3 separate regions of the Homo sapiens genome follow, and all the other regions are linked to region 1. A link is a loop called in an ENCODE intact Hi-C map of the cell type or tissue named here. Cell type or tissue: PC-9. All regions are shown on one strand. Each heading gives the region's core, and the rest is flanking DNA. Links, peaks and the distances in the headings are about the cores only.

Region 1 (10,439 bases), core at 4,773-7,272:
AGAGGCCTCTCATTTCTATGCCTAATAAAGTGTTATCTTAATGTATACTTGAGCAAAAATCACTTTTATTAGACTATTTTGTTTAATTTGTCTGATTAAGAGTGTTAAGACTCAATCAGTAGGCATTAAAATGTTTAGATCTTAGGTGTTATATGTTATGAAATATCCAAATGATAAGTAAGAGAAGTAGGAAGAAGGGAAAGAAAGAAGTACAGTATCCCTGATGTTTTCCCATGAACATTTGCAGGAGTCTTTCATTCCACTTCATAAGTATGGTTAACTTATATGCTTGCTCTGTAAACAAAACAAAATATTGATTTTTGCCTTTTCTAAAGAACTTTTCTTCCCTGTGAAGACATCATTAGAAAAGCAGCTTAAGGGTATCTGTCAAGGTTTTAAGGATTTCAAAATCACCTTTTTAAAAGATATGATGTTTTGTGCTTTTAGGTTGGGGCTCTCCCAGCTCTCTCATGTGAAGGCCATTTTCCAGGTTCTTCCTGAAATCTTTCTGGATTGATGCTTTTGGAAGCAGGTGAGGATATGTGAGCATGAGCAGGTGAGAGGGTGGGGGTGTGCACTGACTCCACGTCTACTACATTAGTCTGTTCTCACACTGCTATAAAGATACTACCTGACACTGGGTAATTTATAAAGGAAAGAAATTTAATTGACTCACAGTTCCACATGACTAGGAAGGCCTCAGGAAACTTACGATCATGGCGGAAGGCAAAAGGGAAGAAAGGCACCTCTTACATTAGCGCAGGAGAGAGAGAGCGCACAGGGGAAACTGCCACTTTTAAACCATCAAATCTTGTGAAAACTCCCTTGATATCATGAGAGCAGCATGGGGGAAACCTCGCCCATGATCCAGTCATCTCCCACCAGGTCCCTTTCTCAACAAGTGGTGATTACAATTCGAGATAAGATTTGGGTGTGGACACAGAGCCAAGCCTATCATATACCAACAGCACACGGTGCTTTTCCTGTAAGATATGATCCCTGTGTCCAGCTCAGTCCAAAGTAGCAGAGCCTAATCAAGGATGCAATTACAATGAAAACAGCAATAATAACAAACTAACTGCTAGAGTACACCAAAAGTCAAAACTCAACATGAATTTTGTGCTATGATCATTAAGGAAAATGCCTTCCTTTCAGTTGCTTCTGCACACAAGGCAGGCTCCACGTATGGGCAGCAATCCACGCTGTCCAATTTAGTGGCCCAAGAAAGCCCCTGTCCCTAACATGCTTCTCCCTGAACTCTCCCTAATATCTGAAGCATAACATTTGCCAGTCACCCATTCCTCTGGATTAGCATCACCATCTTTGTCACTTTTTCCGTTACTTTCCTTTAGCATAAGAAGTTAAGGGTTTCTATAAAACTGAGGACCTAGAGGTGAGAAGAACACAGGTGAAGAAACATCTGTCTGAACTGGGTGTTGGAAGAACTAAACTCTATGTCATATGAATATTTGGACTGATTCTTGCCACCAAATTCTTGAGTAACTCCAAAAAAAATCTGTGACCAGTTCACAATGACACTGAGAGTCAGACGCAGCTGTTCACAATTTATACAAAATAAAACCACAGGAGAATTTTCTTGCATAATTTTCCAATCTATTTTTGAAAGTTTTTAAAATAAATTCTACCATTATTTCCCCAAACCAATGAATACAGGCAAAGCATGTAAGGGAATTTAATCACCTAGCGAAAGTCTTTTCTCATACACTTATTATTCAATAATTTGGACCAGAAAATGCAAAGAAATCACATCCTGCTCATTCCCAGGTCCTCTGAGGCTAAGAGGGGCTGAGGGTGACACTATAACCTGACAGGAGTCAATGACTTTGGGTGTAAAAAAAAAAAAGTGCTTCAGTGAAAAATTTCCATCCTTTTTATGAGAAAGGCCTAGGCTAGTGAGCTTTGGCTTTGGATATAGAGGTTGTCTGAGTGACAGTCATTTTTGGAGAACAGAATGAAAACCACACCCCAGCTGTGGTAGTGGCAGGAAAAAAGATATCTTCCCAAGAGAGTTCATTGCTTGTCCATTAGAAGGCTTCAGCCAGAAATCCCACAGTGGAGAAATCTAAACAAGTGTTATACAATAGCTAGGCTCCCCCTGCAGCAACTCCTAATGTGGGCAGAGACAGCCTAATTACCACCCAAGCTGTTCCTATGCTGACTACAAGGTGACACGGAGAGAGCAAAGGGAAGGGGAGGGAGAGACATGTAACACGATCTATTATTTTGCAATTAACAGGAGGCTCACTCCCGTCTGTCCACTGTCAACATCTACGCATGAGTGAACACACACACACACACACACACAGCCGAATCTCCAGAAACCCTAAGTCAGTTTCTCCCCTGCCTCTCACCCTCAGAGGGGCTAGGTCACCTTCTTCTCCTGCATCAAAACCTGGTTCCAAGACCCCAAGGACCAGGGCACCAGGCTCTTTTTTCACCCAAGAGAAATTCAGCTGAGATTTCATTTATGTCGATTTATTTTCCATCATTGCTTCATGATGCCTGTTACATGGTGTAGATTTCATTGTGCCTAATACAATGTAAACTCTATGTAAATAGTTGTTATGTTGTTAATTATCTAATTATATAATACTTTAATATTTTAATCATTTGCAAATGCTGACTTTTTCTCTCAGGTGAGAGAAGAACCTGGCCCGCTGGTCCTTGGGGTCTTGGAACCAGGTTTTGATGCAGAAGAAGAAGGTGACCTAGCTGTGCTGAGGGTGAGAGGCAGGGGAGAAACCTACTTAGGGTTTCTGGAGATTCAGCTGTGTGTGTGTGTGCGCACACACACACACATACACATGCGCACTTCTGTGCACATATTTTCAAATGCAAAGGATTAGAAAATTCAAGTATTATATAACTATATTCAGCTTTAATTACAACTACTAATTGGTCGAGCCTCCTAGAAAAACACTGCTTGGCACCAATTCTACTTCACCAGAAAGCAATGCTTATTATCTTATCCATACCAGCTAATTAAGTAAAAACACACTGCTAAAAATCTCAAACAGGCTGGGTGCGGTGGCTCACACCTGTAATGTCAGCACTTTGAGAGGCCAAGGCTGGCGGATCACGAGGTCAGGAGATTGAGACCATCCTGGCTAATACGGTGAAACCCCATCTCTACTGAAAATACAAAAAATTAGCCGGGCGTGGTGGCATGTTCCTGTAGTCCCAGCTACTCGGGAGGCTGAGGCAGGAGAATCGCTTGAACCCGGGAGGCGGAGCTTGCAGTGAGCCGACGTCGCGTCACTGCGCTCCAGCATGGGCACAGAGCGAGACTCTTGTCAAAAAAAAAAAAAAAAAAAAAAAAAAGACGTCAAACAGATTAGAATTGCTTAGATATTTGAAATTGTAACGAAAGTGTAAAAAATAAAGAGATTGACAAATATTGTAAAAGAAAATACAAAGTATCATTATTTGCACCTCTCTATCAAACCGCTCCCCCAAAAAAACTACTAGAACAAAGAAATTTCAGAAAGGTGGCTGATTGTGAGCTAAATATACCAAGAAAAAAACATTAGTGCTCTTGTATACCTATGGATGTAATTGAAATATATACACTTTCAGCCTTCTGCATCTGAGGGTTTAGCATCCATGGGTTCAACCAACTAGGGACACAAAATATTCCAAAAAAATCACATGCCCACACAAAAAATAATACAGCAATAAAAGATAATTACATAAATAAAAACATAACTATTTATATAGAGTTTATACTGTATTATGTATTATAAGTAATCTAGAGATGATTTAAAGTGTACAGGAGGATGTGCATTAAGTTATAAACAAATATAAAGAACTTCAGTATCCACAGATTTTGGTATCTGCAGGAGTTCTGGAACAAATCCCCCATGGATACTGACGGACAACTTTGTCCCTCAGTACGCACACACACACACATATATGTACATATATATGTTAGTAGAAGTATATACATGTATACACACACATACATACCCATATATGTACATATATGTTAGTAGAAGATTCCACTAGAAATAACAAAACATATATAAATTACTTGTATTAATTTTTTAATATGAAGGAACTATATTAAGAAAATGATATGTCAAAGAATTGAATAAATGAAACAATATCCTATGTTACTAATTATAAACATTATATTAAAGATATTTATTCTCCTGTAATTAATTTTTGAATTTAACTTAACCCCAGACCTCCAAATGCAGTGGTGCAGGGGTCCTTCAGGAGATGCCAGGTCTCATCTGATAGCTCTAAACACCCACCCGGCCCCAGAGTTGAAGAAGATGGAGGAGAACCTGGCAGGACCAACCAGGTGGAGTAGCAGGTGGTTGACAACATGCCTAAGCTGCAACAGCGCCTGCTGACCCTGAGCCAAACTTTTGAGCATACAGGCAAATATCCCTCCTTTACTTTCATCTTCCAAATCTCACACAAAATGTCTCTTCTGGCTCAGGCAAACTTGGAACTATGCAGGGGATGGAATTCTGTTAAATGTACTTGCAAGGAGCTAAGTTGACACAGTGAAAAATCACCACAATCATAAAGGTAAAAATTTTTCAAAAATATCAATGTATAGAGCTGGGAGTGTATAGAATAATTTTTCATATGTGGCACTAAAGGCAAAAGATAGAAAGGAAAGACTGACAGATTTGACTTCATAAAAGTTATTTTTTAAATCTGTTAACAAAAAAAGTAAGCAAACAAGAAAAACATTGAGGGTAATATTTTCAATACAGCGATAGGCAAGTAGTCTGTTTAATTTTTTTTTTTTTTTTTTTTTTTTTTTTTTTTGAGATGGAGTCTTGCTCTTTCCCCCAGGCTGGAGTGCAATGGCGTGATCTCAGCTCACTGCAAGCTCTGCCTCCTGGGTTCACGCCATTCTCCTGCTTCGGTCTCCAGAGTAGCTGGGACTACAGGCTCCTGCCACCATGCCCGGCTAATTTCTTTGTATTTTTTAGTAGAAACGGGGTTTCACTGTGTTAGCCAGGATGGTCTTAATCTCCTGAGCTCGTGATCTGCCCGCCTCAGCCTCACAAAGTAGTCTGTTTAATATTTTTAAAGTTTTCCAAATCAATAAGAGACAGATGAGCATCTGTTATTTTATTTTATTTATTTTTTAAGAGATGGGGCCTCACTTTGTTCCACAGGTTGCAGTGCAGTGGCATGATCATAGCTCACTATAGCCTCAAACTTCTGGCCTCAAGGGATCCTCTTGCTTCAGTTCCCCAGTAGCTAGGACTAAATTTAAAATAAATTTTTAAATTATTTTCAGAGACTGAGATCTTACCATCTAGCCCAGGCTAGTCTGCAACTCCCGGGCTCAAGCAATCCTCATTCTCCCAATGTGCTGGGATGACAGACCTGAGCCTCTGTGTCTGGCCTTATATTTTATATATATAAAGGGTAAGGACTGTTAATTCACAAAAGAAGAATAAAAAAGAAGTAAAATGGCCAAAACACACTTTTAAGTATAAAATCCCACTGGAAATCAAGTAAAAGCAAATGGTTTCCCCCAACACATTGGCAAAGGTGTGAAAATAAATATATATTCAATTTGAAGAGGACATTGGAAAAATCAATACTTCAATGTATTCATACATTTTGACCCAGATTTTTAAAATTCTATTAATTTATCCAGAGAAAAACAATAATGGAATGCCTATCACATATGCCTAAGAAAAAAAGGTGCCTAATAAATATTTTTGAATAGATGTATAAAAATACTTTTGCAATAAGAATGTTTATAATAGCAAAAACTGGAAAAAACTGAAATGTCCCAGGATAAGGCATTAAATAAACTGTTATCTCCATACAGTGAAATACTGGGTAGCCATTGGAAATTTTCGATTAAAGGTGTGGAACTACATAGTCTATATATAAATAAATAATAAACCATTTAAAAACAATTTATATGATTTCATTTTTTTCAAGTGTTATGTATCTACACATACATACTCACTCTCCTACAATAAATAAAAGTAATGGAAGGATTTTTGCCAAAGTATTCATAGAAGTACTGTCGTTTTTATTTTCATTAAATATGCATTACTAACCTAGTACAAAGAAGCAATAAATGTTATTTTTAAGTACTGGTAAAAGTGTTGAATATTTGATAAAACTTTCTTTCCTCCTCCTTCCTTCCCTGAAATGTCTGTACACTTAGTCAGTGTGTGAAGTGTGAAAATGTTGAAAAGAGAATGACGAATTTAGCTGGAATCGATGGAGGAACCCTTCCTGTAAGAGGAGTCATTTGAGGTAAGTCTTAAAGGATGAGTACATTTTGAATGCAAGGGTAGGGGAAGGCAGGAAACCCCAGAGTGTGTGGGAGAAGAAGAGATGAATTCAGTTTGAGAGGCAGGTATTGAATTGTGTGTTAGACATGAAGCTGAAAGGTAGCTGGGGTTGAAACCACAGGTAGGCTTCTCCATCCTAATGAGAAGGCTGAATTTCTCCATAGGATACTTCCTCGTTCCACATTGGTGACTCACCTGGAGCAGGGCTTGGGAATTCTGTCTCTGCCTGGAGCTTTTTTTTTTTTTTTTTTTTTTTTTTTTTTTGAGAGAGAGTCTCGCTTTGTCACCCGGGCTGGAGTGCAGTGGCGCGATCTCAGCTCACTGCAAGCTCCGCCCTTCTGGGTTCACGCCATTCTCCTGCCTCAGCCTCCCGAGTAGCTGGACTACAGGCGCCCACCACCACGCCCCGCTAATTTTTGTATTTTTAGCAGAGATGGGGCTTCACCGTGTTGGCCAGGATGGTGTCGATCTCGTGACCTCGTGACCCACCCGCCTCGGCCTCCCAAAGTGCTGGGATGACAGGCGTGAGCCACCGCGCCCAGCCTGCCTGGAGCTCTTTAAAGGGCTCTGAGCCTGGGATTCTTGGGAGAGTTCCATTGCATTGTATGGTCACGGAGATTGACACAGGTGATTTTTTTTTTTAATAGAAAAGTGTTATCACTAACCCTTCTCAATATATTTTCTGTCCCCTTATTTTTTTAAGATGGATATCTCTAATCTAGGTCAGAGGAGGAGTGTGGTATGCCAAATTCTTTTGCTCTGGCTAACATGATTGGTAAATAAGTGAGAATTGACACTTTTTTTGTTCTTCTTCATTCCACATATTATTCTTGTATGACACTTTTCTCTGTAATGTGAACATGTCACTCTTGAAAGTAAGCCCAAGCCCATACATAGGTACAGGACCTCATTGCAAAGAGACAGTGCAGCTCCAAATTCGTGGGAATCCATCTCCGCGGTAGATGCTCCCTTCAAAACCCACCCTCCCAATTCTGAGTCTTCATCTGAATATGCTCATAGTTTGCCTATATTGACTAAAATAAGTAGTTATTTCAGGTCAAAAACATTATTTGTGTTTGTTGTTGTTGTTTTGTTTTGTTTTTTTTGAGACGGAGTCTCACTCTGTCGTCGCCAGGCTGGAGTGCAGTGGCGCGATCTCAGCTCGCCGCAACCTCCGCCTCCCGGGTTCAAGCGATTCTCCTGCCTCAGCCTCCAGAGTAGCTTGGACTACAGGCGTGTGCCACCACTCCCGGGTAATTTCTGTATTTTTAGTAGAGACGGGGTGTCCCCATATTGGCCAGGATGATCTCGATCGTTTGACCTCGTGATTCACCCGCCTCCACCTCACAAAGTCCTGGGATTATAGGCGTGAGCCACCGCGCCCAGCCAATTGCTTTTGAAAAAAGAATGATACCTAGTGTCCGCCCAATTTTATAAAATCAACTGATTCAATCAATTGGGTCCAACTAATTTGTACCTATCTTGAGAAAGGATTCTTCATCATTCATCAAGGGAAACCTCTGTGTTGTCACCCCTTTACAGACCCCTCTGTGTGACAGGACAGGTACTGTGGCTTGTGATGACTACGTAGGACACCATTTAATGCTCCATGTGTACCCCCAGCTAACCGACACTCAGGAGTAGAGATGAATCCCCCCAAATAATTACTGTATTTCCACTGATAAAATGAAAAGCACCATTATCAATGATGCTTCACCTTTAACTTCTAGAAATAATTCCAGAAAATCATTTTTTATTATTTCTTTAGGTCATCCTCCATACTCTTGAAATAATGTTTCTTCTTCCAACATTCTCCAAATTTAACTGACTCACCTTTTGTGTCATTTTCTCTAGTGTTTTGATGCTTGGTCAGTGAATGTAAAACACTAGCTAAAGCTTATATAATAAACAAAGATAATTATTTGAAATAATCTCTTCTAAATTAAAAGTATCTCCTCCAAGTAGAATTTGCTGTTTAACCAAACCACACAAGCACTGAATAATGAGCGTTCTGGTCTGTGGACTAGTCTAAAGGTGATCACTTCTACTGGTTAGTCACTGCTTATACTGCCAACATATAGTCTCTGATTTCATTTCTTTGTATTGAGGCAAACTCTAGGATGAGAAAGAAAATAGGTTATGAATTCAACTGCTTGAAAATTTTGTATTATGAGCCGTGAATTGCAAATGCAAAAAGCCAGAAATACGATGAATAGTGTCTTTAACATTTAAGAAAGAATTGACTTTAAATCTCCTTGTCCAGATGCAGAGCTAATCATCAAAATTCCTACCAAAATTACTTACAACTGTAAAAAACACACACATACACATTTTAGACATGTAAATCTAAAAAGCTGTTAGAGGGAGTTATGAAAATTACATGCAATTATCTTGTAACTGGGATTACGAATCAATTTTCCCAGTGTTCTATTCTTTGCTTTCTTACTGCCTTCCAGAGTTTGATGTTTCTCATTTACAAAAAAAGGGATATATTTCATTTAGCAAAAAAAAAGTTGGATTTAACTCTATAATTTGTAAATATTTATGCATATTTCCAAAGAATCCATCAGCTTAACTAAATTCTTCCCTGATTACTTATAGGTCTAATACATCATGCTAGATTTCACATGTTGCACTTTCACAATAAAATGTTCAGATGAGAAGGCGATAACCAAAACAACCTGACAACCAATCAGTGAACACTCAGAAAAAATAAAACCCAAAGGTAGAGATTATCTATAAAATGGGTGTAGATTTAATTTGAAGTCTGTTTTCTACTTAAAATTTAAAAAGTTGTGTTTAAGGATAAAATTTTTGTTCAGATTTTGCAGAGAGTTAATAAAACAGCCTAAAAAAATGACCAACTGGTGTCAGTGACCCTACCCCATTTCTCTTCCACCTTCACGCACATGGCAAGTGGAACATGAACACTTTGTTCTGCATTGTATTCAAAGATGACACTACTGACAGTGATTGCTCCACTCTCTGTGTGTGACTGAGAAGCCCAATATGGTACCAGGAGTCCTTCCTGTAGTTTGCACATATGAAGCTTGTTGGGAGATTTGTGACTACAGCTGCTTTTAACAGAGCTTGTCATTGTTTATATCTCTGCCTCCAAAATACAAAATGGTCCGTTGCTAGGAATGAACCACTTCATTTCCTGACTGCTGCAAGCCAGACCGTTGTCTCTGTTGTTCTTTCCCAGATGTTCCCCAGCATGGCCATGTTGCTTGAAGCTGTGCTTTGCCTCTGTCTGAGATGGGTAAGATAAATTAACTTCAATTATCTGTTCCCCTCTTGTTGAAGATTGTAGGCACTGCAGAGATCTAACAGTAAAAACTGAGAACTAATCCTAAGTACCTACTATGTATTATATAGTGGTGATTAGTGGTAAGCAGAAGACAACGAAGGATGGGGTCTAGTTTCTGCCATCGAGGTACTTATAAGGTGGACACACTCCCCAAATAGTGAAGGTCAATGAGTGACAGGGCAAGCTGCTTGTCAAGAACTCCTATGGAAGTTACCTAGAGCAGTGGTCTCCAACCTTTTTGGCACCAGAGACCAGTTTCAATGGAAGACAATTTTCCCATGGACTGAGGAGGGGGATGATTTCAGGATGATTCAAGTGCATTACATTTATTGGGCACTTTATTTCTATTACTATTACATTGTAGTATATAATGAAATAATTATACAACTCACCATAACAGAAGCAGTGAGGTCCATGAGCTTGTTTTCCTGCAACTAGATGGTCCCATCTGGAGATGATGGGAGACAGTGACAGATCATCAGATATTAGATTCTCATAAGGAGCTTGCAACCTAGATCCCACGCATGCGCAGTTCACAATAAGGGTTTGTCCTCCTGTGGGAATCTAATGCTGCTGCTGATCTGACAGGAGGTGGAGCTCAGGCAGTAGTGCCAGCGATGGGGAGCGGCTGTAAATACAGATGAAGCTTCTCGGGGTTACCTGCCACTCACTTCCTGCTGTATCCCCTGGTTCCTAACAGGCCATGGACAGCCCCAGGATTGGGGACTCCTGCCCCAGAGGGAGAGATCATTTCAGGTTTGGGTGTAAAGAAATCCTTCATGGAAGAGAGTATATTTGAAAAAAGATGATCAAAGTGGATA
Region 2 (10,439 bases), core at 2,577-5,076, 110 kb before region 1:
CTACAGCCCCTTTCTTGAATACTCCTGAAGGACAGTGGTGAAGGGATTTCCTTGCAGTGGGCAGAACATCAAGCAGTGCACCTGATTGTTTATTTTGCTTGAAAGGAGTAATTGCCAGGGGTTTGGATGGATGATCAGAGTCCTGGAAAAAAACATGACTGGAAAATTGTTGACAAGAATTTCTGGGTGGGGGGAAGTATATGAATAGATAGACCTCTCTGGATGGACAAAGAATGTGAATATACGTGTGGCCCATGTGATTGCTCACCAAAAGGTGACCTCAGCAGCAGAGGATTTTAATAATCAAGTAAATACTGATTCTGTGGATACCACTCAGCATCTTTCTTAGACACACCTTTCATCACCCAGTGGATTATGAACAAAGTAGCCATGGTGCTAGAAACAGAGATTATGCATGGGCTCAGCAATATGGATTCTACTCACCAGGCTGACTAAGCTATTGCTATTGCTGAGTGCCCAATCTGCCAGCAGAAGAAACCAACACTGCCGCAATCCTGCAGGTTGATCAGCCAGCTACTTGGTGACAGATTATGTTGGACCACTTTCATCATAAAAGGGAAAGCACTTTGTTCTTTTAGAAAAAGTCACTTATTCTGCATATAGGTTTGCTTTTCTTGTATATAATCCTTCTGTTGAAACGTACGGAATGTCTTATCCACAATCATGACATTGTACAAAGCAGTGCTTCTTATCAAGGGCCGCAACGGTCCCGTGCTCATGGAGTTCACTGGTCTTACCATTATACCCTATCATCCTGAAGCAGTTGGGGTGACAGATGGCATATAGCCTTTTGAAGATACAGTTGCAATGCCAGCTAGGTGGTAATGCCTTGTGAGGTTGGGGCAGGAGGCCATATATGCTCTAAATCGGTATCCAACGTGTGGTATTTTTTCTCCCATAGCCAAAATTCATGGGTCTGAGAATCAAGGAGTAGAAATGGGAGTAGCTCTAATCACTATTATCCTTTTTGATCTACCAGCAAAATGTTTGCTGACCTTGGGCTCTGCTGGTCTAGAGTTCTAAAGGAAGGAATGTTTCTAGCAGGAGACACAACAGTGATTCCATTGAATTGAAAGTTGAAAGAACCACCTGGCCACTTTGGGCTCCTCATGTCTCTGAAGCAACAGGCAAAGAAGGAAGTTTCTATACTGGTTTGTGTTATTGATATTGACTACCAATTGGGATCTTTCTACAGAACACAGATAAGTTGGAGTATGTAGAGAATACAGTAGATCCTTCAGGGAGTCTCCTAATCCTCATGCCCCGTGATTAAAGTTAATGGAAAACTACAACAACTCAACTGTAGCAAAACTGCTAATGGTCCAGATCCTTCAGAAATGAAGATCTGGGACATCCCTGCAGGTAATAAAAAATAAGCAGTTGAGGTGCTTGTTGAAGGCAAAAGGAATACAGAATGAATAGTGGAAGAACATAGTTATAAATATCAATTATGGCTAATGATCAGCTGCAAAAATAAGGACTATAATAGTTACAGATTTTTTTCTTATTATGAATGTTTGTATATATATTTAGCAAATATTTTTGTGTTCTTTCCTCTCTTATCCCCTTTTCATCTAACATAGGCTGTATTAATAATAGTTAACTTTATATCACAATATTTACATTATAGAATATCAAGGAGAAAAGTGAACAGTACCCAAGACTTTGCATCCTCTTCTGAGGAAAGCGTTAGTGTGGTTTTGGTGGCATGGAAGATAGTTGTATCATATTAGATGGAAGTATGATTTTGCCATTATTTTTATTTGGAGATTAAGTATGGTTCCAGAAGATGTGTATGGATGTAAAATTGGCAAGATGTGGACTGTGGTGGTCAGTTTTACCTTGCAACCTGGCTAGGCTATAGTCCCCATTATTCAATCAAACTTCAATCACAATCTAGCTGTTGCGATGAAGGTATTTTGTAGATGTGCTTAAAGTCAATAATCAGTTGATGTTATGCAGGGAGATTATCCCAGATAGTCAGTGTGAGCCTGAATCAATCAGTCAAAGGCCTTAGGATCAGAACTGGGGCTTCCTTAAGGAAAAAGAAATTCTGCCTGTAGATAGCAACCTGAAATTATGCTCAGGACTCTCAGCTTGCCTTTCTTGGTTTGTCCTGTGGATTTCAGACTTGCTTTGACATCACCAAGAATTGCACAAGTCAATTCCTTGCAATAAATCTCTTAGTATCTCCTACTGATGTTGTTTCTCTGGTTGAATCCTTACTGATATAACTAAAAAAACAAAAACAAAAACAAGAAAATACCAAAAACTTCCTTGTCTTATAATCTTTCTTGTGTCAATATTAATTTGTTTACTCAATTTCTTTCTTCTTTAGAGAATAAATTTATTGAAATCAAGATCTGGATTTCTCAAGTCTTTGAAGCACTAAGCACAAGGCCTTATCTAAATGTATGCTCAGTGAACAATAGTTAAAGAAATCTCAGTTTTAAGTTTTTCTCTTGTTTTCTGGTTTTCATTAGCTATGAAGGACTTGATCTTGAGGCAGATGTGGCTGTGGAGGACAAGCAAGTATTTCAGGCTTAAAATTACATTTCATTCCTAACATGTTTTCATTTGTAAATTATTCTTTGTCTCCACTAATTTGCCACAAAAAGTAATCTTACAAATGGCTTTCAAGTGTCACTAGGCCAATAGTAACTGAATTTATATTTCTAAATTCGTTGCCACAACTCACTTTTCCCCTTAAATATTTTTATCCTAGCCTTTTACTTTCATTCCAATTATCTTGGCTGATGTATTCATAAGTATCTTCCTCCAGAAAACTTATCTAGGCAATTTGGTACACATCATTTAAACTGAGGAATCCATTTCCTTGCTTATTCATTCATCCCTCAAGTAATTACCAAGTATCCACTATGTGTAAGGCACTAGGCTACATAATTTAGTGTGTCGGGGCTTCTTAATGACCTAATCCAATTATTATCCTGTGACAAAAACTAATCATAAAAACATAAAAACAAAAGCCTTTGCCCAAATTTGCCCAATTAAGTATTTTCATGTTGGTTAATCTTTGAGTCTTTCTCCTCTAAATTTGGGTTAGATTAATTCTATAAAAAAGGCTAAGCATATTTTTGAACTGCCCTTGTGGTTTCTTTCTACAGCAAACAGACACACAAACACACACACCTAAACTTTTCTAGATGTTCATATTACTGAAAATGAACTCATGCACCCACACAGATAGACCATTTTGACGTGTCCATATAACATTGGCCATAAACAATCACATATTTGCATAAAGTCTGGTGGTATAGTCTTTCCATTTTTATTCTTTTCAAAATATTGGAAGAAGTAGCAGTCAGACTTCCAGAGAAATTTCCCTTTGAGGGTTAAAATCATGTGCTCCCCAAATCCAGTCTGGAGCCCTCCTTCTCCACCAGGAAAGACCAGCTCAGAGCAAGGTTCTGAAATGGATCCATCAGATGATATTGACCACAAAGAAACAGCCATGAAGCCTGCAGTAGTCCCATGCCTGGAGTCATAACACAAATAATATCCTAGAAATGCTCCACCCTGCCTTGGACGGGGTCCTGGAGTGAGATTATTCTGCATTCCATGCTATAGAGGGCTGTGTTGCAGTCAAATTCCTGAGCATGACCACTGCCACAATGCAACTGTTTACTCCATCTCTAAATGTCACATCAACATGACCTTACAGAGGTATTTGTTTGTGTGACTCCTCATAGCAGGACCTTCTCTGTGGCTGGGACATTATGAGCTGTTAGTAAATATGAGAGTAATAGGAGAAGAAGGAAGAAAATTGAATGCCAAACAAACAAAAAGAATGGGGAAAAAGGAAGGAAAGAAGAAGAGATGAAAAAAGAAAAAATATGACAATAATAAAAGTAACATCTAAGGGCTTAATGTGTGTCAGGCAATAGTCTGAAATTCAAATGTTTACATGTTAATTCACTTAGTCCTCATAATTTCCTGGAAAATGTTACTATTATTATCTCCAGTTTCTAGATCAGGAAACTGGGCACAGAAAAATGAGAGAGCTTGCAAAGTTAAGGAGGAGCTGGGATTTGAACTCAGAAAGTCTCACTGCAGAACCTGAACTTATAAATGCTACACTCTTCTACCTCTAAATAAAAAACAATAACAGTGAAATTAAGTGGAAAAAGGCAAAGAATTGGAAGAATTCACTCAATAAACATTTCATTCAATAAATATTTATTAAGCAATTCAGAAAGATACAACTTCTGTAATCAAAGAGCTTGCAATTAAGTGGAAGAGAGAAAATGAAAGAAACAGAAAATGAAAGAATGCAACAGAGTAAAAGATTACAGGAGAACTTTATGCTGTACCAGGTCTCAGATTCATACTGGAGAAAGCAGCTATATCTGCCCAGGGGATGGTGTTGCGAGAGTTTCTACAGGAAGCAATATCTGGGCTGACTCAGAGAACCAACACTGGCAGCCGTAAAAACTGTGGGTTGGGAGAGGTGAGGCCTGAAAGGGGGACAATTAGGGTCTGCTGTAACACAGCATGTGAGAGCTGGTGAGGACCAGGCAGGAGCATTGACAGCTGGATTAAAGAGGGTGGGAAAAACTGAGATTAGATTAGGAGGAAGAATTGTCAAGAGCTCTTCATCAACATTAAAAAGGGATGTTGTGAGATGGTTCCCAGGTTTCTGACTTGGGCAACTTGATGATGCTGCCAATTTACCCAGAGAGGAAACAGAAGACAAAGAGAACTTTAAGGGTATTAGAAGAAGAAAGATGAGATAAAGATGATAAGCTATTGATTTTTGAGTTTGAAATCTCCATAAAGCTTCTAGGTTGAGATGTCTAGGAGCTGTATGGCAGAGTATACAAATCTGGCCAATATTAGTATATCACTTGCAATTAAATCCTTCAGAGTAGAAGGATCTAATTCTCTCTATTGAGAGAATATGGGTAATGAAAGAACAGTAAAGGATGGAACTCTAGAAAACAGTGCACAAAGGACAAAGAAGTTGAAGAGTAAGATAATCTATCACTCAAACCAAGGGGACTTCCACTTACAAAAAGATCAGTAATGATGTCAAATGCAACAGATGGCCACTTACAATACACAAGGCGAAGCATTCGTGGAATTTGCTGTCAGGTGATTATTGGCACCTAGAGCCTGGAGGGCAAGCTCTTGAAGAGAAGAGGATAACTTTCCCCATAAAAGAAAAAGAAAACAGAAGAACACACAAGATAAAGATGAATCTGTCAGTGTTTTAAATGGAGGGCAAAAGTTGAGGATAAACTATGAATTAGAGAGTGAACTTCATACTGAAATGTTAATGGAATCAATGACAGTGGTGAATATTTGAAATATCCACTGAGGGAAAAGGACAATTTAAAAGGTTGTCAGATGACAAAGAAGCCCACTTGGTACTGAGAAGGATCAATTTGCAGATGCACTGATCTGTGTCCTATCAGACTCCCTTCAGCAATCCCCCCTCGCAACAGGAGTTTGTGATTAGAGGGTGGGAACTTGGGTTTTAAGAATTAGTGGTGGAACATTATGAATGCTCAAAAGGAAAGGGAAAGAGTTAATGAGAAATGTCTATTTTCTGATTATCAATTGTTAAATTAAACATCTATTGAACACCTGTGTTGTGCTCTGTGGAGGGTGATTATTCAACTAATCATAAGCTTCACTGAACACCTACCATGTATGCTATACTATCTTAGGCACTGAACTTTCAAAGCTCTATGACACCTACCTTTAGGGTGCTTACAGTCTAATGGAAGAATCACATAAGAAAACCACAACATCAAAGCAATGTGGAAGGGGCTATGATAGAAGTAGGCCCAGGATGCTGGTGGATTGTAGAGAAGGGAAGTCTAAAACCAGATTGGGAAAGGAGGGAAAGAAGGAAGATTTTCTGATGAAGCCATGCCTGAGAGGTAATGACAACTAGGAGTTAGTCAGATTAGTGCTTGGGTGAGGCCTAAGAAGACACTTATGAAGCTGAGAAGACAAGGAGGGCTAGATCAAAATAAACTTTATAAACCATGTTAAGGAATTTGGATCTTATCCATTCATTATCCCTTTTTAAATCATATTACTCCTAACAGCAATTGTGAGCAAGTATTTATCCTCTGAAGATAGAGGAACATCACCTGAAATGGTTGTAGCTCATGTTAAAATTTCTGGAGCTTCCAGGTTTAAAAACAAATGTGAATTTTGTAACCTACTCTATATTATATCAATTTTAGTAGACTTTGAATTATTTACCTTCAAATAAATTAATCTTTAAGAAGATGCACCATGGTCCTCCTGGAGCTTCTTGTCTGTGAATGATGGCGGTAGGTGAAGAAGAAATCATTGAATTATTTTAAGTAGGAGTTGCATAATCAGATTTCTGTTTTAGAAAAATATCCCACCAACGTGTTGCTTGGTTTGGGAAATCAAGAGAAGGATGTGAGAAGTCGCTGGAAGGCTGCTGCAGCAACTCAGACAAGAGATAATGAGTTCCTCGGTCCTATCAACATGAGTAGAAAGAAAGACACTGAGTGAAGAATTATTAAGGCAATAAGAGTGTCAATGACTTATGGCTATGGGGAGTGAGTCAGAGAACCCAACACGACAACCAGGTTTCTGGTCTGAATGCTGTTCCCTAAGATAGCAAATGGGGGAGTAGAGTCAGGGCCTGAAGATTAGAAGCAATGGTAAGTTCTGTTTTGAACATTGCCTTTGAGAGCCTTGTGGGACATCCACGTGCTGATGACTGACATGCATTTGGGCACATATATTGGAATGGCCACATGTGGAAATTGAAGTCCTGTGGGGAGATAAGGCCATCCAGGGACAGGGCCTCAGAGTTTATAATGTAGTTGGAGAAATGACTCAGAAATCACAAAAACAACCAATAAGTGGGTCTGAACAATCTGTTCCAACTGGCTGTGGAGTGCTGATGGCACAGGGAGTTAGGGACTGACTGAATTGAGGTGGGTTAGTGAGGGAAGGAACACCACTGAGATCTATTACAGACCTCAGAGCCCATGGTCCACAGCATCATCCTGAACTGAGAGCCGCAGACACAGGCTGCACCTTCTTTGCTGTTTAACCTTGTCTAAGTTCATGTCACCAAACCATCTGCACCTGCCCAGAACAATGAAGATGCCTTATAGTCCTTGGGATGACCTATGTACAAGAACTTGTAAGGTGTGAAGACAATGCAATGAATAAGTGATCTCCGAGTGTGTGCTATGAGCATTGAGATGATGCCCATCTTCCTATTACTGGTTTGGCTCTGGCATGCTGTGGCAGCTGGAAGGTGTTTCCATAGCAGGTGGTGAGAATTCCTCTGCTTCTGGGTACTACATGACTGACTGTGCAATAGAGTTCCATGATACCTTCCAAACCTGAAGTTGCAGATTTGAGATAGTCTAAGAGGGAAAGGCAGCCTTGAGGACAGTTTTTGTCTGAGTATATTTTAGTTTCTAAAGCATTTCAGTACCTTCTGGGGCAATAAGATGCAAAATACAAAACTAGACTTGTTCTAATGTTGTGTTTATATAGGGCTTTCCCAAGTACTCCTAGACAGAGGAGAAGAGAAAGGGGGAAGATTGCAAAATGTGCTCCCTGCCCTCCATTCTCATTTCAACCTCTGGGCTTTGCATGTCAGAGCATGCGACCCTGAGGAACCAGTGTCTGAGCAAAGACAAGGTTATTACTGCCACATGAAAATGATGTAACCTGGACATCAGGCTCTGGGGAACAGAAGGCAAGTCAGATGGGTCAATAGATGGTGACAAAACACGGAGGTCAATAGGTTGAAGATCCTGATAAACTGGAGAGCTATGAGGTATGACTGAGATGAATTTCTGGTTTCTTTTACATCATGGGAGTTATATGGTTATTGTTTTATAGTTTTTTAATTTTAAAAGCGGGCATGAACTGAGGAGGAGAGTTGTGAATAGCGGACTATTTTTTAATTTATATGCCAGGCAAAATGTGAGAGGATAGGGAAATCTAAAACTTATAAGGAAATGTAAGCCATAGGCTCTTGTAGCTCTCATGGAAACTTTCTTTAAAATAGTTACTTTTTCACTTTGGAACATGTTGGAGGGTTGAGCTTTTTATAAGACTAGATTCAAAATGAAATACATTAAAAAAATAAAATGCCACCTAAATGTGTTTGTAGGTAGAGAAAAAATTATATAAAACCTTACACTTTCACATCTGGCCTGTCAGCCTTGTATATAACTTTTCATAGTCTTCATTTTTTATTCTACAAAAGGACGGTTATTTAAATTTTCTACATTGAATATGTCTCTCTTTTTGTAATCAGAAGAAAACAATGCAACCTCATTAAACAACAAGAAAACTATAATTGTTACCAAACTCTCAGTGTTTCTTAAGCAAGTCTCTATTCTTTTTTTTTTTTTTTTTTTTAAGACAGAGTCTTGCTGGAGTGCAGTGGCATGATCTCAGCTCACTGCAACCTCCAACTCCCTGGTTCAAGTGATTCTCCAGCCTCAGCCTCCCGAGTAGCTAGGATTACAGGTGAATGCCACCACCCCAGGATAATTTTTGTATTTTTAGTAGAGACGGGGTTTCACCATGTTGGCCAGGATGGTCTCTATCTCCTGACCTCGTGATCTGCCCGCCTCAGCCTCCCACAGTGCTGGGATTACAGGGGTGAGCCACCATGCCCAGCCCCAAGTCTCTATTCTTTATAACTGATATGAGAGCTAGACTCAAACTATCTCAGCAAATGGTATGTCTCCTGAATGGCCCAAAGCAGATTTGCTTTACATGGTTCACCTGTGAGTTCTCTGTAATTCTAGTTTCCAAAGAGTCTTAATCTTGGAACTTCTAAAGGATCAAGATTTATGTGGCCATAAGCGAAACAGTTCTGGAATGAATAAGATCTACAAGTTTAGAAATCCTCGGGCTATTCTCTAAACAAAGACGTGAGAAACTATTAATGTTTATACTAAAGATTCCCCAGTGTGGGTTTTTTTTTTTTTTTTTTTTTTTTTGCCATTGTAGGATATGAATGGTTACGTCCTCTGCAATCTCTATATAGTTGCCTTTATGCAGGGTGCCCCTACGTTGTAAGACATGGGTGTGGGAGAAACTAGAGGGGTGGCTTACCTACTTTAGTCATAAAAGGAGGCCACTGTCAAAACACACACACACACACACACACACACACACACACACACACACACACACACACCCCTTCTCAACCGTGGTTATAAAATAGCAGCTCTGAAGATCTGGAAGGAAGAAAGAAGTAAATCAGCTGACCTTTATAATATTTGGCTAGGCTGACTTATTCATTAGACACAATAAGCCCAGTGCCCAGGATCCACAATCTTTTTGGGAGTCAACGAAAAATATTTTATTTTCATTTAAAGTCAGAAGAAAAGAAAACCAAACTTTTAAGTTGAAAAAAAGGCTTTAATATGTAATATGAGTGTATTCATCTTTATACCAATGCAGTCATAAACCATAATTATCAGTATCTTTTATGAAGGAAGTTGCCCGTACAGGAAAAGGGGCTAGGGCTCCTGAAAGTTATAATGTGGCCTGATCACTATACACCATTCAGTTGGCTGCAGAGACCCTTTTGAAAATAGTATCTGAGCCAAGCCTCCCCATTCCAGAAGCAGGATGCTTGTGAAACTAGAATCTTATGTTTCATTACTAAAGAAGTCAGTTAACTTTCTTCAGAGGAAAATTATTCCATAGCAACCAAGCCATGTACGAAATACATTACTTGATCATGAAGTGAGACCAAACATGAAAAATTTTACATTGTTAAATTCAAATTTATTGTCTCTACAGGAAAAAATGATTAAGGATTCCATTTTTTTTAAATTAACTTGTTACAGAATTTGCTATTTTAACTAACTACCATGAAACTTTGATTTGGATAAAAACATTGAATTAGCTCATGATTCTCTGGGTCAGAAATCTGGCTTTCAGTGGGGCAGTTCTGCTGACCTCAACTGGGCTCACTGCAGTCAGTCGGCACCTTGGCTGTGGCAGGCGCTGTCATTCATAGGCTGGCAGTGGGCAGGCTGTCTGCCCATCAGGGTGCCTGAGTCCTCCCCCATGTAGCCTCTGCTTCAGGTTAGTCTGGGCTTCCTCACGCTGCGGTGGAAATGTTTCCAGTAGCAAGAGGGCAAACCTCTGCTTGTGTCACGTTTTCCATGTCTGTGGCCAAAGTAGGTCACATTGTCAAGATTAGATTCAAGGGATGGAGAAACAGATTTCAGCTCTTGATGGGCGTAGTTACAAAGTCACTTTGCAAAGAGCATGAATGCAGGGATGGGAAGAATCGGTGGCCATTTTTTTAACCATCTACCACACCTTTTCCTTCAAAATTCTCATATCAACACTTCTGCCAAGTAACCCCCCTTTTGAGTTTTTATTTCAGTTCAACTGTTTTACAGTTTAAG
Region 3 (10,439 bases), core at 4,854-7,353, 140 kb before region 1:
GTTTCAGTTCAAAGGCAATCAGGCAGTAACAATTCTCTGTAGCTTGCATAAGGATCAGCATTTTTGTTCTCTTCAGGCTCACAACTGACTGGATTCACATTAGGGATAGCAATGTGCTTCACTTAGTCTACCAATTTAAATGTTAACACAAACAAGTGGAACAATATTTTACCAAATATCTTGGCACCCTACAGCCCAGTCAAGTTGACACATAAAGTTAACCATCACAAGATCTAAAATATCTAAAGGTCAAAGACAATCCATAAACAAAACTGAATGCCAAAAGTAAGCTTGAAAGACATGGTAACACATAAACAAATATCACTAATATATAAAAATCATGCTATATTAGTCAGGGTTCTCCAGATAGACAATATCAATAGAAGATATGTTAATAGGTAGCTATAGAGATGATGTAGACAGATGATATAGATTTGACATAGATATATAAGGAAGGATTAACTAGGAGAATTGGCTCACGCAATTATGGAGGCCGAGAAGTTCCAGGATAGGCTGTCCGTAGGCTGGAGACCGTGGGATGCCAATAGCATGGCTCACTCTAAGTCCGAAAGCATCAAAACCAAGGAAGCTAGTGGTGTAACTTGAAGACAAAGGCCTGAGAATGCAGGGATTGGGAGCTGCCACTTGTGTAAGTACTGGAGTCTCAAGGCCAGAAAGCCTGGGGTTCTGATGTTCGAGGGCAGGACACAGAGGGAGAGTGTCTCAGCTCCAGAAGAGTGAGAGAGAAAATCCTTTTCTCTCATTTTTTGTTCTACTTGGGCACCCAGCTGATTGAATGGTGCCCACAGCATTGAGGGTGGATCTTCCTCACTCAATCCTCACTCATGCCAATTTCCTTTGGAAACACTCACAGACACATGGAGAAGTAATGCTGTACCAGTTTTCTAGGTATTCCTTAATCCAGTCAAACTGACCCATAAATATAACTATCACAAATGCTTTCAAAATAGGAAAAGTAGACAAATGAGCAAAAAATATTAATAGGAAATTCACAAAAGAAAAATATATGAATGGCCAGTAAATATTGGGCAGACAAGACTTAGTGTCACTTAGCTAAGAAGAAAATACACATTAAAACAAAGTGTTTGGAAAATTGGTGGTAGCTATAGTTTACAAAAATATTAGAGAAATGGGCAGTCTGATTGTCTACAAGAAACAACACTGTATTTTTTTGTAATTTCTTTTTTTTTTTTTTTTACTTTTATTTTAGGTTCAGGGGTACATGTGCAGGTTTCTTATATAGGTAAATTACATACCATGGGGGTCTGGTGTACAGATAATTTTGTCACCCGGTAATATGTATAGTACCTGGTAGGTATTTTTCCTGATTCTCTCCCTCCTTCCACCCTCAACCCTCAAGTCGGCCCTCAGTGTCTGTTGTTCCCCTCCTAGTATCCATGTGTTCTCACTGTTTTGCTCCCACTTATAAGTGAGAACATGCAGTTTTCTGTTTTCTGTTCCCGTGTTAGTTTGCTTAGGATAATTGTCTCCAGCTCTATCCATGTTGCCGCAAAGGACATGATCTCATTCCTTTTTATGGCTGTGTAGTATTCTGTGGTGTATGTGTACCACATTTTATTTACCCAGTCTTCTGTTGTTGGGCATTTAAGTTGATTCTATGTCTTTGCTATGTGAATAGTGCTGTAATGAACATAAGCGTTCAGGTATCTTTATGATAGAACAACTTATATTTCTTTGAGTATATACCCCATAATGGGATTGCTGGGTTGAATGATAATTCTGTTGTAAGTTCTTTGAGAAATCACCACACTGCTTTCCACAATGGCTGAACTAATTAGGAACTAGTATATAAGCACCATTAGGAACTCGTTAGGAGCTAGTATAATGGCCATTCTGACTGGTGTGAGATGGCATGTCATTGTGGTTTTGATATGCATTACTCTAATGATTGGTTAATGTTGAGCTTTTTTTTTTTTAATGTGCCTGTTGGCTGCATTTAATCTTCTTACGAAAAGTGTCTGTTCGTGTCCTTTGCCCATATTTTAATGGGGTGGTTTTCTGCTTGTAAATTTGTTTAAGTTCCTTATAGATTCTGGATATTAGACCTTTGTTGGATGCACAGTTTGCAAATGTTTTCTTCCATTCTGTAGGTTGTTTGCTGATAGTTTATTTTGCTCTGCAGAAGCTCTTTAGTTTAATCAGATCCCATCTGTCAATTTTTGCTTTTGTTGCAATTGCTTTTGGCATCTTCGTCATGAAATATTTGCCAGGTTCTGTGTTAACAACAGTATTTTCTAGGTCATCTGCCAGGATTTTTATAGTTTTAGGTTTTACATTTAAGTCTTTAATCCGTCTTTGAGTTGATTTCTGTATGTGGTATAAGGTAGGGATCCAGTTTCATTCTTCCACACATAGAAACAACGTTTCTTCCAGAGTGAGATTTCTGGAAGGTCATTTGGTAATATGCATTAATATCTTCAAGATGAAAGTTCTAAAAATTTGTCTTAAAGAACTTACTAAAGATGGACTGAAGTTATATACAACACTGTTAAAAGAATGTGGCACTATGATAAAAGTAAGAAATTGGGAGGAAATATTCGCCAATAGAGGACTGGTTAACTTACAAATAAACTGGTTCATCCAGATGTTGGAATACTTACGCAGAAATTTATGAGATTAATGATGTGGAATGATGTTTACTATGTATATATAGTCTCACTCTGTCACCCAGTTTCCCTCGACCTCCCAGGCTCAGGTAGGTGATCCTCCCATCTCAGCCTCCTGAGTAGCTGAGACTACAGGTGCACACCATCATGCCTGGCTAATTTTTTCTCTTTTTTGTGGAAATGGAGTTTCACCATGTTGCCCAGGCTGGTGTCAAACTCCTGGGCTCAAGCAATCTGCCTGTCTCGAGCTCCCAAAGTGCTAGGATTATAGGCATGACCCACTGTGCCCAGCCTATTCATAATGTATTAAGTAAAAATATAAATAAATAAAACAGGTCAAAAAAAACATGTCTAGTTCTATCATATATGTGTTGTGCATGGCATGCACACATGCATGTGTGTGTGTTTGTGTGAAAGATTAGTTGCCAAACCCACAACTGTATCTATGTATAGGTGATGGCATTACAGGTACTTTAATTCTTTTTTGTTTGCTTTGATAACTATAATGAATGCCTATTACCTGTGGGAATTTTTGCCATGTAAGAAATTTATAAAATAAATTACCTTGTGATTTGATCTACATTACAGATGCTTGATACTGCATATGAAATAGCCCACCTTTTCTCAGTTCCCATTTTATGTGTTAAAATTACAGAACATCCACATTTGTGTTACTGTTGATGTTGGTCAAGTTATTAGTCGACATTTATTATGTGGGAACTGTGTACATGACTATAAACAAAACGTAAAGATCTGGAGGAAACTGAAGCAAGAAGCCCAGCGGAGCTGTGGTGCAGATGGCCCTTTGGCAGAAGCTCTACTAATGGGCTGAGATCAGTGGCATGTTTACTGCATGGACTCCTAACAAATGGATTTGGCCAGTCTCAAGGGGCCTCTTAGGCCTCAGTTGGCAAGCAGGGACAAAAGAGAAGAGTAGGTGATGAGGGAATGTAAGGCCACTGCCTGCATTCCCTTAAGAAAACTGGAATCAAGGCCCTACACAAGGTGGAAGCTGGCACAAGCTGCTAAAAGGTTGACTACTTTCTCTATCAAAGCAGCATTTTCTATTTTAGGCTGGAGATTCATAAATACTAGGAACTACCTCAAAAATAGAAAGAGAAAAGGCTTTATAATTAACAGAGTTTATTTTCTAGCAGAATGCAATCCTATCTTAGTTCTAGAGTCTAATCTATTTAGAAATTTCTTCTTGCAGGGCTGATGGGAAGTGCAGTAGTTGGAGACTAAAGTAAGAAATGAAGATTGAGGCCGGTCGCGGTGGCTCACGCCTGTAATCCCAGCACTTTGGGAGGCCAAGGAGGGCGGATCACCTGAGATCAGGAGTTCGAGACCAGCCTGGCCAACATGGTGAAACCCTGTCTCTGCTAAAAATACAAAAAATTAGCCAGGCGTGGTGGTGCAGGCCTGTATTCCTGGCTACTTGGGAGGCTGAGACAGGAGCATCACTTGAACTGGGGAGGCAGAGGTTGCAGGCCACTGCACTCCACCCTAGGCTACAGAGTGAGACTCCATCTCAAAAAAAAAAAAGGAAGAAATGAAGATTGAAGCTAGTCTAGGTCCCAACAAACTGTGACACATAAGTATGTTCTTTTATTTCTTGTGTCCTGTGGAGACCTATCCACCTTTTTCATGTCTCTCCCAGGTCCCTTTTGCTCTTCACACACAGGAAAACCAACAAGATCCCTTGACTCTAGATCAGCGATTCACAGTGTGGTCCCTTGTCCAGCAGTGGCATCTGGAAACATACCGGAAATGTAGATTCTCAGGCTCCACCCCCGACATACTTAGAATTTCTGGGGGTGCAGCCCAGCAATACCTATGTTAACAAACCCTCTGAGTGATTCTGATGCACACTCAAATTTGAGAACCACTGATCTAGATGATGTAACTTTCAAGGTTTCTGGGTAAAACAAGTAGTAAATCATAAAGATCTCAAATAAAGTCATAATACATACCCTGAAATTCAATTAGTTTTTACAATATGTGCAGGCATTATTTTATTCCTTAATTTAATATTTTTTCAAATAAGTATCATTTAATAATACCAAATTTTCTATTTATGTATGTGTATCTATATACATATATATACACATACACCATATAATTGAAACTACATATATGTATATGGTTTATATACAGTTGGCCCTTTAACAACATGAGGATTGGGGCACTGACCCGTGTAGTTGAAAATCCACACATAAATTTTGACTTCCCAAAAACTTAACTGCTGATAGTCTACTGCTTACCAGATGCCTTTCCAATAACATAAACAGTTGATCAGCACATATTTTGTATGTTATATATGTTAGATACTGTATTCTTAAAATAAAATAAGCTAGAGAAAAGAAAGTGTTAAGAAAATCATAAGAGAAAATGCATATATAGCACTATACTACATTTATTGATTCCACAAGTTTAGGTTGTCTGTTGACAAGATGAATTGTCTGTTTGAAATGGCAGCAACCGCAGTTGCAGACCTGAATCTACAGTCTATATAAGGCAATTCAACTTTTTCTTGTGATGTCATGACTTTGCTTCTTGGGAGTACTCCAAGCGTCACTAATGGCGCTTCGTGTCGGTTCCATGCTGTTATTCATGGTTTACGGTATCACACTAAACACGATGACAAATACAAGAGAAGCCTGACAGATCACTTTGTACTGCAAAATGCAATTTACTGGAGAGGCAAACTGCTCAGTGGAAATGAGGAGATGATGTGCGTTTTTTGGTCACTTGGCATTTTAAGCAGATACTCGCAACACTCAAGCTCACTGCAATAGCAGCAGGAGGAGGCTACAGAATTATTACAGCAGTACAGTATGTAGTATGGCTAGTTTTATGCAGTTATGATTTAATACTGCAACTTTACATTTCTCTTGACTGCAAATGGTGCCATAGGTGGTCTGTAAGTGTTTGTGTGCCTACGTTTTGATAAATTTTAAGATATCTTATATTCATGTATATTTTATGGTCATAAATGATAAAATAGACTAGTATCTACATGTTTTTTATGTGTTCATAACACATCTAATGTTTTCTTAATTTTTTCAATAGTTCTAGGCTATTAGGTCCATCTGTGAGCTTTTTCAAGTTGTTGCAAATCTCCAAAAATTTGTTCAAAATATTTATAGGAAAGAAATCCACATATAAGTGGACCCACATAGTTCAAATCTGTGTTCAATGGTCAACTGTATATATACTATATGGCATATAGAGAGAGAGTTATATTTTTTTAATGAAAGACTGCTTATAATATTGTCATCCATTCTAAGATTCCTTATTTGCTAAGATGGGGGACTTGAAGAGAAGGAAGATCAATGGGAAGACTCTCCCACTCTCCTAGAGTTATTTCACAACCATTTCTCCTTTCTCAAATTTCCTGTGCTCTCTTTCCTGCCCTCATTCAAGTGGTCACCTTCCTTATTTCCCTCAGAAATACTCACAGAAGCTGTCAGAAGGGTTATGAGTCAACACTCACGTGCTTGAACCCACATGTCTATCAGCCAACCTTGGTGTGGCTGGACCTCACATTCTGTTTGCCCTTCTGTGATGGATGAACTTGTGTTCTGAATCCCATCCTGTGACTCACCCCAGTGTACCCTTTGTCCTGCGTCATTTGTTAATCCCTTTCTGTTAAGTCATTCACATTAGCACACAAGCATGCTATATTCACCATCTTAAACAAACAAAAACACCTCCTTTTGCCTCATATCCCCATATTCCTTTCCAGCTATTGCTCCACCTCCCCCCTCCCCACTTTGCAACAAAATTCTTCAAAGGAGTTATTTATACTACTGTCTTTACATTCCTTTCTTTACATTCTCTTTTGAAGCCACTCTAAGCCAGCTTTCATCCCAATCACTCCACCAAAACTGTGTTCCTCTGGTCACCAGTGACCTCCACATTCCAAATGAATTTCCATCCTTAGATTACTTGACCACTCACATTTCACAGTTACTCACTCTCTGTGTCTTGAAATACTTTTCTTTTCTTTTTTTTTACTTGGCTTCTCTTATATTCTTCTTTCTCTCAGTTTTCCTTCTACTTTAGTCATTATTACTTTAGACTTTCTTAATCTCTTTTGCTGGATCTTTCTCATCGTCCCCCTAACTTGCAAATACTAAGCACCCCAGAATTAGTCCTCCATCATCTTCTCTTCTATCTACTATCAGGAAATGGCTTACAAAGCCAGTGCCGAGGCTTTAAGTACACAGATGAACACCAAATTTCTATCTTTAGCCTTGATCCTCTCTCTGATATAGGCTATGACCTTTGCCATATTTCTACTGGAATATCTAAAGGTTGTCAAAACCTTCCAGTCAAGACTCTCAGGAACACACACCAAGGCCTAGCTAGCTGGTACCAGGACAGTTCCCTGATGTCAGGGGTTACTTTTCTTTCTTAAAGGCATCTCAGACTTGAAACATCCCTTACATGAGTCATTATTTATCTCTCCCTCCTAATTCCCACTAAACCTGTGCCTCCCAAGTCTTTCTCACTCATAAATTAGAAAATAAATTATCATGGCTAAAGTGTTTTGTGAGTCCTCAGGCTTCCATCTAATCTATCAGCAATTCTGTTGACTCTACCTTCAAATTGTGCCCCAATGCTAACCATGTGTGATGCCTGTCACCCTAGACCACACCATAATCATTTCTCACTTAGGCTAGTGCAAAGACCTCCTTGTTGGTGTCTCTGCTTTGATCCATGCCCCCTTACAATCTCTTCCCCATACAGCAATCAGAGTGATTCCTATAAATTATAAACCAGGTTGAAATTATAAACCAGATTGTTACTCCTTTACTTTAAACCTTCTAATGGTTTTTCTTTTCACTCACAACAGAAGCCAAAGGCCATAACCTACAAGCCTCATGGGGTCTGTGTCCATGCCAATTCTCTGACCTCATTCTCTCTTTCCCCTTGCTCAGCCTGCTGCAGTCCCGTCAGCCTCCAACATACCAAGGACATTCCCACTTTCAGAACTTTGCTACGCTCTTTGTTCCTAGGTTATTCTCCCACTTATCCACACAAGTCCTTCTCTCCTTGCATTTGGGTTCCTTCCATATGTCACCTTATTAGAATGGCTCTCCCTGATCACCCGTCTGATTATTCATTTTCCATTTACCCTATTCTATTCATCATGGCAATTGTCACTACCTGACATTTTATTTATTGTTTACTGTCTGTCTCTTCCCACTAGATTGTTAGCTCCCTGAGTTGGGACACCTTCTTCCATTGCTGTATCAAAGCATTGCCTGGCATAGAGTGGATGTGCAAAGAACATTTCTGAATGAAAGTAGACATAACTTAGAAAAAGGCCTAAATATCACAGGTCCTGATAGCCAGCCTTTCTTTGATGCACTAGAGAAATGTAATGCAAAGTTTAGCAGAAACTTTGGGGGAAAGACCCTCATGAACAAATACAGTGAGCAGGAAAGGCAGCATGGGGCAGCAGGATGGAGCCAAGAGTGCCACAGTATGGTGGGGCCTAATGGACAGCGAGGACACAGGCTTTGGGTGCCCATTCTCCAACCACCAGCTGAACAGTCTTGGATGAAGTAGCCTCAGTCTCCCTAGCCCTCAGTTTCCTCATCAGTAAGATATGGTTTAAATAACTAAGACACTGGATATTCTGATCATAAAAATATTATACCTAACTTTTTGCATATCGTATAATTAGTGAAACTATGGTCTTCATTTTCACTTTTCTTTACAGTTATCCACTTTGTTTCCACCTCCTCTCACCCTCTCTCCCTTCTCATCTCCTATAAATGTGCTGTTACCTCCCATAGCACCAAGATTACCTACCCCAAGCAACAGACTCCTGGTTGGTTAGTCATTTTAAAGCGTTTTTTTTTTTTTTGCCAATGCCCCCAATCCAACATGACTGCAGCCTGTTAATTCTGTCTTAAAACCCCACTCTGCTCTGCCTTTCCCACCTCACACCTGAATTGTTGTGGTTATCTCCCTAGAATCATCTCCAACTTCCTCCCAAATCATCTCCATTCACCCAAATGCAACAGACATAGTTCTTCAACAGGAAGAGTTTTCATCACCTCAGTCTTTGGTCAACCCCTTGGGTCATAACCAGTCTTTTCAAGCTAATTAATGACTAGTTCCTCCCTTTCATGATCTCTCTGCTCAGCATCCGTTATTCTGTCTCCTCTCCAGCCATCTCCAGTGAATTTGGAAATACTTTGCAGGTTGTTCTGGTTCTCACCTCTGTGCCTTTGTGCATATTAGTTTCTCACCTCCTTTGGAATTTAAAATAAAAATAGCCATTTCCTTTAGGAAGCCTTTGATTGGCTTCACCTACTTCTTATCATAGATGAGCAGAACAGCAGAACATCTGAGTTGTAAGCAGATTCCTCTATGCTGTGTTGTCATGGAGATGGCTGGGCTCTGCTGCTGCATCATCCTTAAGGCAAGGGGTCTTTGCTGAGGCTGATAACACCATGCTGGAGCCCCACCTCCTTTATAAGCTCCTAACACTGCTGCAACCCTCTCCATGCTCCTTTCTCTGGAAGCCCTCTGCATGCTCCTTCCTCTGGAAGCCCTGCAAGCCCCTAACATGGCTGCAACCCTCCTCCATGCTTCTTCCTCTGCAAGCCCTGTGAGTTTTCAGATGAGCTTAGGCTTTTTGAAACACGAACCAGAAAATGATCTCTCTTCCACTCTGCCACAGGGCCAACCCCTGAGCTAGCTATCTGCGTAAGCCACAGGAGAACAGAAGAAAAAAAGTCAAATATTATCTAACCCCAAGAGTATGAGGCAGCTTTTGCTGAAACATATACCTGTGTGATAGTTGATAATACAAAATTATCCCCTAAGGTATTTAAGGTGGATTCACGATGGAAAGTTTATTTTATTCCATTTCAGATAGACAGAGTCTGGCTCCCATAAATCTTATATGACATTATAGGAAACTGACCCATTTGTACTTGGCCTGAGTTCTTAGACTTTGGAAAGATATGTAACATCTCCCAGTATAAGCTGAGGAATACATGTAAGAATTAATTTGTCATGATCTCTTTACATTTCTGACACGAAGATTAAAAAATAGAGTGAGCGTTTGAGACACCTGAAGGTTAAACTTTACCCTTCAAATTCACAGGAAACTTGTCTTGGAATAAGTGTAATTGTGCCTGGGAAACTATATAGCCTGAGGGCAGGCACTGGTGTGTGAAAACAAAGTAGAAGAAGAAAAGCTTATCCAGAAAGTGGGCTGGATTGCAGCCTTTTGTCGTATGCAAAAGGTCCACAACTAGAATGAAGTGGAAAAGTACATACTTTATCTTTTCCTAATTCTGAAAATATTTTTAAGTGCTTTTATGTTCCTGTTTCTGTGTACTTTGTAAAACCAGCAGTACATTGCTTCTTTATGGTAATCACATCTGTGAAACAGCTTTAGGAAGAGCCTTACAAGTTCTACAGCTATTACTTTTTCAACACATAAATGGTAGATTCATTCCTTCTTCATTCGTCCTACAAACGTTTATTGCTGCTAATTTTTTTAAATGTGGTTTGAATCCTTTGTCTCTCTGTCTGAATTTTTACTTCGGACTGAGTCAAGTTTCTTTTCAGGCTATTTGAATACATTTTGATAAAGGAAGACTGCTCATTAAGGGCAGCAGACATACTGGTTTCTTTTGGTTTTGTTTTTATTTGTGCTTTTCTCCTGGAGTGTGGAAAACATGAAAGGAATATAAGATCAGAGAATTTTAAAGTGGAAAGAAACATCCTAATCTGTAGCTTTTTTCTTTTTTTCAAATA

What was found. Peaks named below come from ENCODE experiments on the same cell type or tissue, not always from the same donor. Only the 100,000 strongest peaks of a DNase experiment are listed, where the experiment ranks them.
Region 2: a loop joins it to region 1, with 3 times the contacts of the local background. A loop is called at or near these places in 3 of 110 quality-filtered maps.
Region 3: a loop joins it to region 1, with 3 times the contacts of the local background. A loop is called at or near these places in 2 of 110 quality-filtered maps.

Annotation. Positions count from the first base shown.
Region 1 is chr6:133,739,476-133,749,914 of GRCh38, forward strand. All of the region lies in intron 4 of TARID (TCF21 antisense RNA inducing promoter demethylation), which reads right to left. LOC124901402 (a long non-coding RNA gene) reads left to right here and starts at 9,459. Exons shown (of 3, transcript XR_007059772.1): 1 at 9,459-9,570. In PC-9, for the core only: no CTCF peak of the experiment used is centred there; DNase peaks (open chromatin) are centred at 6,226, 6,476 and 7,086; H3K4me3 peaks cover 1,326 bases; H3K27ac peaks cover 2,410 bases.
Region 2 is chr6:133,628,002-133,638,440 of GRCh38, forward strand. All of the region lies in intron 4 of TARID (TCF21 antisense RNA inducing promoter demethylation), which reads right to left. Among named protein-coding and RNA genes, the nearest start is that of EYA4-AS2, 180 kb to the left of the region's middle. In PC-9, for the core only: a CTCF peak has its summit at 3,524; a DNase peak (open chromatin) is centred at 3,680; H3K27ac peaks cover 894 bases.
Region 3 is chr6:133,603,592-133,614,030 of GRCh38, forward strand. All of the region lies in intron 4 of TARID (TCF21 antisense RNA inducing promoter demethylation), which reads right to left. Among named protein-coding and RNA genes, the nearest start is that of EYA4-AS2, 150 kb to the left of the region's middle. In PC-9, for the core only: no CTCF peak of the experiment used is centred there; a DNase peak (open chromatin) is centred at 6,210; H3K27ac peaks cover 2,206 bases.